2 separate regions of the Mus musculus genome follow, and region 2 is linked to region 1. Evidence: chromatin contacts called from ENCODE Hi-C or POLR2A ChIA-PET data. All regions are on one chromosome and are shown on one strand. Each heading gives the region's core, a stretch centred on a gene start or an enhancer-like site at or near the end of the contact. The rest is flanking DNA. Distances are from core to core; before and after follow the strand shown.

Region 1 (3,884 bases), core at 139-2,638:
GACAGGCTTTGCCCCAGTGACAGTTTGTTAGCATCTTTGACCAGGAGGGCCATTTGTGATGATTTGCAAACAGTTGTTCCTGGGTCTCATTTCTGTGACAGGTAGGCCACTGGCTTGTGCCAGGGCCAGAGTCTGAGTCAATACCCCTTTCGGATCCCAGATCTCTCGTTCATGAAGAGATGGAAGGGCTTAGTCACTTCAGGCAACCCCAAAGCTTGTGTAGAAATTTCTTTCTGGTTTCAGAGAGCCACTTCTGACCTTCTCTTAATATATTTCCCCCTGGATCTAGGGAGGTCACCTGTGGTTGGCATAGTAGGGCCTTCTTAGTGGAGGATGGATGGTCCAAATATCCCTGGGCCTCCAAGAGGTCTGGGACTCCTCTAGGCATTTTTTGTTCCTGTTGCTACCATGAAGTCATTTATAAGCTGTTGAAGAGACTTTATCTTCAGGTTTTAGCAAGATAGAGTGTTGAGCTCTGTTAATTATAAGGAAGCTGGTGGGTTCCCCTCTAGTTTTAGGGTTACCCTGGGCATCTTTTTCTTTTTCAAGTGGGGGCATTTTTTATTTTTAGGGTGGCCCCCCTTACCTCTTTTTCTAGAAGTCATTTGTTTCAGACATCTCTTACACAGGGAGGCCACTAGCTGGCACCAAGGCCTGAGTAAGCAGGTTGGTTTCTGAAGTCATTTGTTTCAGTACTCTGGTTTGGCCATGGCTGCCAACAGGATCTTTGCCAGGTCCTGGAGTCTCTTGCAGTCAGTACTCTTAACTGCTGAGCCATCTCTCCAGCCCCACACTTAATCTTTTATTAAACATTTTTCCTCCTGGCATTATCATTAAGTCTCTCAGATTCTTTCTCTTAACCTCTCAACTCTCTGGATGTTTGTTTGTTTGCTTGTTTTTAATATCTGATTCTCCCTGGTTGATAAAAGCTAGAGCTACTGCAGCTTTCACTTTGGAATGTCTCTATGACACTCTCTAAGAAAGCTGCAGAACTTTCTGTCTCTAATATCTTATTTATCTTTGGCCAAATTGGTGGGCTGTCTTACAGCCCCTTTGAGACCTGCCAACAGAGACTGGAGGTAAGACTTAGAGTCCCTCTTTACCTTTAGTGGTGTTGAAGTCCCAATCTGGGTGGGTTTAAGGGAAAGCCAGCCTCAATAGATGCCTGGTTGCTAGTGAGTTCCCCTGGTTCCTGCTCTCTCTCTCTCTCTCTCTCTCTCTCTCTCTCTCCTGCAAAAGCTACTGGCAGTCATCCCAAGTGGGCTGATGGGTAAAGAGGACTGTTTCCAGTAGATTAATTACTGAAAAGGGGGAATTCTGAGTTCTTCAGTTATAAGGTCACTAGTGGCAAAGGGCCAAAAGTGATGGGTGGGGTTGGTTTCCTTGATCACCAACTGGCCCTGCTGTTTGCAAAGGTAGGACAGCGGACTCAGGCTCAGAAGGCAGCCCTCAACCCCGCCCCAGAGGCTTTGTGTTCCTGCAGCAGGTCTCCCCTCCCCAGCATGCTGTGGGGCTGCCTGGGACAGAGCTGCTGTTTGCCTGAGGGGTTGAATAAGGTGGTGGTGCTGCCTGGTGTCTGGGGAGAAAAAGTTTTCCTCATGGTGACAGAAAGATTTTGTCCCCTAGTTTTAACATAGTGAAGTTGAAGGCATCTATCCCATGTTAAACGTCTGTCAGAAAGTTGCCCCTTAGCATAGGCAACAAAGACAAAACACGAGAAAAATTCCAGGGACTCTGCACTTCAACACGCTACCTGAAAACAACCAGAAGGTGGCGCTCATATACAAGAAACTCATCCCCTCCTCTCAGATAGAAACAAAAGTAACCAGATGGTGGCTCTCTGAGCCCACGCCCACCCCAGACAGGGACTCAGAATGTCCTCTGGTCCCATGTGGCCATGGCCCCCTAGCACGCCTGCTTTAACCGCTTTTGGCCACAAAGGCAGATTTAAGACTTTTTTTTTTTTTTTTTTTTCCCCCAGAACAGAATTACAGATGTGGCACCACTCAGAGTTTATGAACAGACAAAGGCATACATAAACACATGGACAGACTCACAGACTCAGACAGATATTATAGGTATTGAGACTCTTCCCCGGGGGTCCTGGAGGCCTTGGAGTTCCTGGCCAATGCACCAAAATGTGCCAGGAAACATTCATGAACCCCCAAAAGATCACCGAGGAACTGAATCTGATGCAATCACATTAGGGTCCCACACACTGTCTCTGACACAGGAGAATGGGAAGGGGTGCCTGAGGCCAGTTTCAGGCAAACATTTATAGAGGCAGGAAGGGGGTATCTAGCCTGGTACGCATCTCACTGGGGGACATAATGCTCTTTAACATAGTTGGCTGGTGCTGGGAGCCAAGCCATAAACTTAAGCTTCTGTTTCCCTCCTGACACGGTTGTTAGGCAGGGTCAGCTTATAATCTGGAGGTGCAGATTTGTTGGGGAATAATCTGGAAACTGATGTTTGGTACTGGCCTGTTAGTTAGCTTGAGTTCAACCTTAGATCAGGTCCTCTAAGATGGAATCTGAACCTAAAAGGCTTGGTCTCTCGGGAGTATTTTGCTGAGTGAGAGAAGTTGGTCTGAAACTCTCTTTTGAGTCGTTCTGTGGTTTAGGTATCGGGGCGACTGTTGCCTCATAGGACGAGTTTAGCAATCTTCCTTTTGTTTGTATTTTGTGCGATATACTTTGAGGAGTATTGGTATTAGCCCTTCCTTGAAAATCTGGTAGAACTCTGTACTCCGTGCTAAAACCATCTGGCCCTTAGATTTTCTTTTCAGTTAGGAGACTTTTAGTGATTGCTTTTATTTCCTTGGGGGTTATAGGACTATTTAGACAGTTTACATGGTCTTGACTAGGTTCTTACTTGTTTGCAAAAATCTGTGTTACAGAAGATTTCTTGCCATCTACAGAGGGTTAGGATTAAGCACAAAGCAAATGCAGATTCAACAAAATGAGACCTGGTGAGGTTCACTGTAAGACTCTTTGTTGACATTTGTTTGAGGTCCTGGGAATAAACCACAATACTTTGTGGGGAAAAGAAAAAAGAAAAAAACGGGAAATAGGTTGAAAAATTGTTATGACATACCTTATTGTGTGTATGAATTTGGCTATTATCTTACCAGAGCCCACGTGTGGATATTAGAAAAGAACACGTAGAAACTGGTTCTGCCTTTTCACAATGTGGGCTTTGTACATAAAACTCAGGGTTGATGACAAGGTGCCATTACCCCAGCTTCAGGTATTTTTTTATGTTCTGGTGATCTCAAACTCACTGTACGACTGAGGTTGAACGCATTTCTCATTGACTACCCAGTATATGTCATGATTAGAGGCCAAGACCCCTTGAGTGAGCCTTTACTGTACTCATTTGTATTTCATGATGCCCTAAATGCATATTTAATCTGTTTCCTCTGGGAAACCTTGTGTTCTCAGGGGACATTTTATCCTGCTTGCTTGTATTGACACGCTATTTCTGACTGTCTCTGTCCCTCTCTCATTCTCTTTCCTTGTCTGTCTCTAAATCTCTCTGTATCTCTGTGTCTCTCTTTTTCCTTCTCCTTAATTTTTTTTCGAGAAAGAGTTTCTCGGTGTAGCCCTGGCTGTGCTGGAACTTGCTCCATAGACCAAGCTGACTTCAAACTCACAGAGACAGAGCTGCCTCTGCCTCTCAGGTGCTGGGAATAAAGGCCTGAGCTACCACTGCCCAGGATCCAGTTTCTTTGGCCTCTGCAAAGACACTGGACTCTTGGTTTTGGAAAAAGCCAGAGAGACAAGGAAGCATGGTAGATTTGACCAGTGCATTTTCTATTGAAAAGTATCAGCCAGGTGTGGTGGCACATGTCTTGAATCCTAGCACTCGGGAGGCAGAGGCAG
Region 2 (3,710 bases), core at 571-3,070, 35 kb after region 1:
TCATCATCATCATCTTCTTCATACTCTCGAGGCCTTTTGTAGCCAGTAGGGAAGGGAAGCCTTTGAGGACCTAAGAACAAAAGCCACGACTTGTAAGAACACTGTATGGAGAATTAGTTCCTGTGGGAACCATGTCACTAGGAGTCAGAGAAATTGACACTAAGATGGCACCCCTGAAAGCAGAGTACACCAGCTGGCTCCAGTCTCCAAGGGACTGAGCTGCTGTGGCACTTTAGCGTGCCTCGGTGCCCTGTCATGTTTTCTAGCTTAATTATGCAGACTTCTGGGATTTAAGAGATCAGTAAAATTTCTGAAACTGAGTCAAGTTACAAACTGGCACAGAATCATTTATTTTTAACTTTACCAAATAAGCATACCAGAAGTAGTTCTCCATTTTTCTTTGAAGAAAGTGAAATTTTCTTTTCACTTAAAAATTCAAAGACCAGCACACGCCCACAGTTTCAGCTCTCTGGGCTAGAAAGTTTGAGTTAACAGTCTGAAGTCCTGGACAACACAGTAATGTTGGTATACACTGGTAATCCAGCACCCAGGAGGTAGAGGTGGGGACTAGATATTAAAGGCCACCTACAGCTATACAGTAGATTCCAGGTCACTATGGGCTATCTGTCTTAAAACAAAACAAAACAAAACAAAACAAAACAAACCCTATCCCCCCACCCCCACCCCAAATGAACAAACGAAACGAAACAAGAAGCAAACATCCCAAAAACTGAAGAACAACTTTGCAAAAGACAGGTACTCAACAAGAGATCAGTATCTGAGAGCAACTTTCTAGTCTGCTAGTCTGACTATAAAGTGAGGAATTCTGCCATAGGTTTCTTTTTGTCCTCTCCATGGGTCCTAACAAGTGCTTTAACAAGGGCCCGTGCGGCATGCAATGCCTACAACATGCAGCTGTCAATGACTCTCAACTTTAAGACGGCAGATTCCTAAAGCGCCAAGTGACACCACCATGAAAAGGAATAGAACTCAGGACAGTCTAAAATAGCAGCTGCTACAGGGGAGGTGTTCAATAAACACCTGCTGAATGACAGAGCAGCAAAGGCTCTAAGTTCTTAATCATCCTCTCATCTGGCTTAGTCTTCATGTAGAACATTATCCTACAAACCACCAGCTGCGTCCAGTCACCCCCTCTCACACATCACAATACTGCATGTGAGAAAGAGGTGGGGGGTGTGAACAGCGGGTCCTAGATAAGCCTCTTTTCCACTATCAACAATGAGCACATTACAGGGCTTGTGAAAGTGGTCATAGGGTTCCTGATTATATAAAGCTAGGTACTTTCTCCAAAGGCATAGTGATAAATATACTCTTTGGGATAAGGGTCAACTTTACCTTGAGCAGATCTGTAGCCAGAGAGGAGAGGTTTCATTCCATTTATCTGTCCATTACTTGACCGACTAATAATATTCTTTGAAGAAATTGTTTCTGAGACAACAGTACATCTGGGCTTTGTGGGGAGGCCTGGGTTACTAACTGCTCGTCCAGGGCCTAGGCTGCTCACTGGTCTTCCAGGGCCTGAATTGACAGTTCGTCCAGCTGGAATGGAACCACTTATGGATCTCCCAGGGCCACTGACTGCCCGCCCAGGAGAGCTAAGACTGTTCATTGGTCGTCGAAGGTCATGTGGATTGTTTACAGGCTGCCCGGGGCCTCCAGAACTGCCCACAGGTCTCCCAGAACCAGCAGATCCACTGATGGGTCGCCCAGGGCCACTTGAGCTGCTTGCAGGTCGTCCAGGACCATTTGTGCCGTTGAGTGTTCGTCCGGAGAGATGTGAATTGCTGGCCAGCTTTCTGATCCCACCGGCTGACTGCTCAGGTCCTGAGCTGGAGCTGCCGTTCTGGCGCCTGGGCACAGGGCCAGAACTAAGTGTGGGTCGAGCTGTCCCTGGGTTAGGCTGCCCAGGAGCAGAGCCAGAGTTGCTGCCTGGTTGTCTGACACCTGGACTCTTAGATTTGTTGTGTGAGAGAACCGTGGGTCCAGGCTTGGAATGGCTCGGATGAGAAGGAAGAGGTTTTTTGGCTTTGTGCTCAGAAGCAGATTTCTGAGTCCCGCTAGCAGGAGTCTTTGGGACACTTGGTGAACAGGTGCTGGGGCGGGGCTTTCCAGCCCCATTGAAGACAGGCCTGTTGTGACCCTCCCGAAGTGAGGGCTGGGTGCTACTGCCAGACCCTACCTTGGTCCTCTCGCCTGGCAGGGATTTGGGTGAAGACAAAGCTGCTTGTTTCTCACTGGCCGTGCTGGGTCTGAATTTCTTCTCAGCTTGAGGAAAGGGCAATCCTTTGGAAGCAAGCTGCCTGTCCCCAGCACCTCTGCTGGGCTTTGTACCCATGATGTCTTTATGAGAGGGCGCCTTTTTCAACACGGGTGGAGGTAGTTTGGCATCGGGTTCAGGTTTCTTTTTCCTATGCTTTCGTTCAAGAAACTCTCGCTCCCTCAGTTCCTCTGCAGTCAGGGGCCGGTCTTCTGCTTTCTTCACTACCTTGATCTCCACTGGTTCAAACTGCTTCTTCTCAGCTAGCCTCAGTAAGTCAGTGAAGTTCATGGGTGACGGGGCACTTTTAAGGGGGGCCTTTGGTTTGCTTTCAGCCTTGGGTGGCTCTTGCTCCTCCTCATAGTCCTGGTCCAGCTCAGCCTGATTGTAGTCTATGAAGTCTTCCTCCTCCACATCATACTCCTGGTCAGTTCCCTGGTTCAGGTGGCTCTCCACCAGCTGCTTCTTCTTTGTCTTTTCCTCAACAGGAATCCCATCGTAACCATGAAAATTGTCCTTTGTCCTCTTGGCCATGGCTCTTGCTTTTTTGTCATGTTTGAGCTCAATTCGCTTTTTCACTAGTTCCTCTTTCCTTTTTTTCTCTTCCAAGGCTGAAAGGAATAAAACAAGAGCACATCACCTCAACAGTGTCAGCATAGCAGCGCTCATGTGCTGCCACTCCACAGTCAAAGCTCAATCTGAGTTATGGTTTCTAGAGAGCTGTGTCAAATGAGGAAGTCATCTAACAAAACTGAGTAATTACTACACAAGTGGGTCAGATATGAGCTTCTCTTTATGACTAAGCAGATAAAAGACTTGGCTTTTGCTTAAAATGCACAAAATGGCTCATAAATATACCATGTCAATAGGACACCAGCACTGACTGGAGCTGTTAAGAGTGAATCAATGAATATCTATAACAATGCCAGGACCAAGGTAAAGAATTGGAGACATATTATGGCTAGTTAAATGGTTGATACACCAGGCCTTTTCATGTCTCCCCACCTTCCTTCAAGAGATAAGGCCTTGATGCGTTGTCCCAGCTACTCTGAAGCTCCTGAGCTCAATAAATGATCTTGTCTCAGCCTGTTGAATACCTGGGATGACAGGTGAATATCACTGTGGCCAGCTCCACAAAGCCTTGGGGGTAGGTGAGATGGGGTTAGAAAAAACAACCCAAATAACCAACCTATGAGCACATTTACAAACATGCACGCACATATTTGTCTATAAAGTTAACCCAGACACACATACAACATCCCCAAACTACTAAGCTGTCAGGATGTTTACACACACACACACACACACACACACACACACACACACACACACACGGATTTGGTGGCAGACAGGCTGAGATGCAGTACAAGCGCATACCTTTTTGTCTAAGCTCCTCTTCTTTCCGCCTAAGGAAAGCTTGCACAGCTGCCGA

The links. A loop is a pair of places that touch in the nucleus more often than their neighbours do. ChIA-PET counts read pairs that join two places held with the same protein, here RNA polymerase II (POLR2A).
Region 2: a map of heart shows a loop between it and region 1 (3-fold over the local background). The contact joins two enhancer-like sites. A Hi-C loop is called at or near these places in 12 of 37 maps with a recorded cell type or tissue (CH12.LX, Patski, T-helper 1 cell and 4 more). POLR2A ChIA-PET finds 5 or more read pairs at or near these places in 2 of 5 experiments (Patski and embryonic stem cell).

The regions. Positions count from the first base shown.
Region 1 is chr7:46,961,648-46,965,531 of GRCm38, forward strand. The region is part of intron 1 of Gm39012 (a long non-coding RNA gene); the gene reads left to right. Among named protein-coding and RNA genes, the nearest start is that of Uevld, 5.1 kb to the left of the region's middle. Within about 2 kb of position 1,389, at least 1 of the 3 ENCODE cell types and tissues checked has a DNase peak (open chromatin) inside an H3K27ac peak, as active enhancers do; it is heart, where a contact is called at or near this core.
Region 2 is chr7:46,996,116-46,999,825 of GRCm38, forward strand. It overlaps Spty2d1 (SPT2 chromatin protein domain containing 1), which reads right to left. Exons shown (of 6, transcript NM_175318.4): 2 at 3,656-3,710; 3 at 1,357-2,889; 4 at 1-70. Among named protein-coding and RNA genes, the nearest start is that of Spty2d1, 10 kb to the right of the region's middle. Within about 2 kb of position 1,821, at least 1 of the 3 ENCODE cell types and tissues checked has a DNase peak (open chromatin) inside an H3K27ac peak, as active enhancers do; it is heart, where a contact is called at or near this core.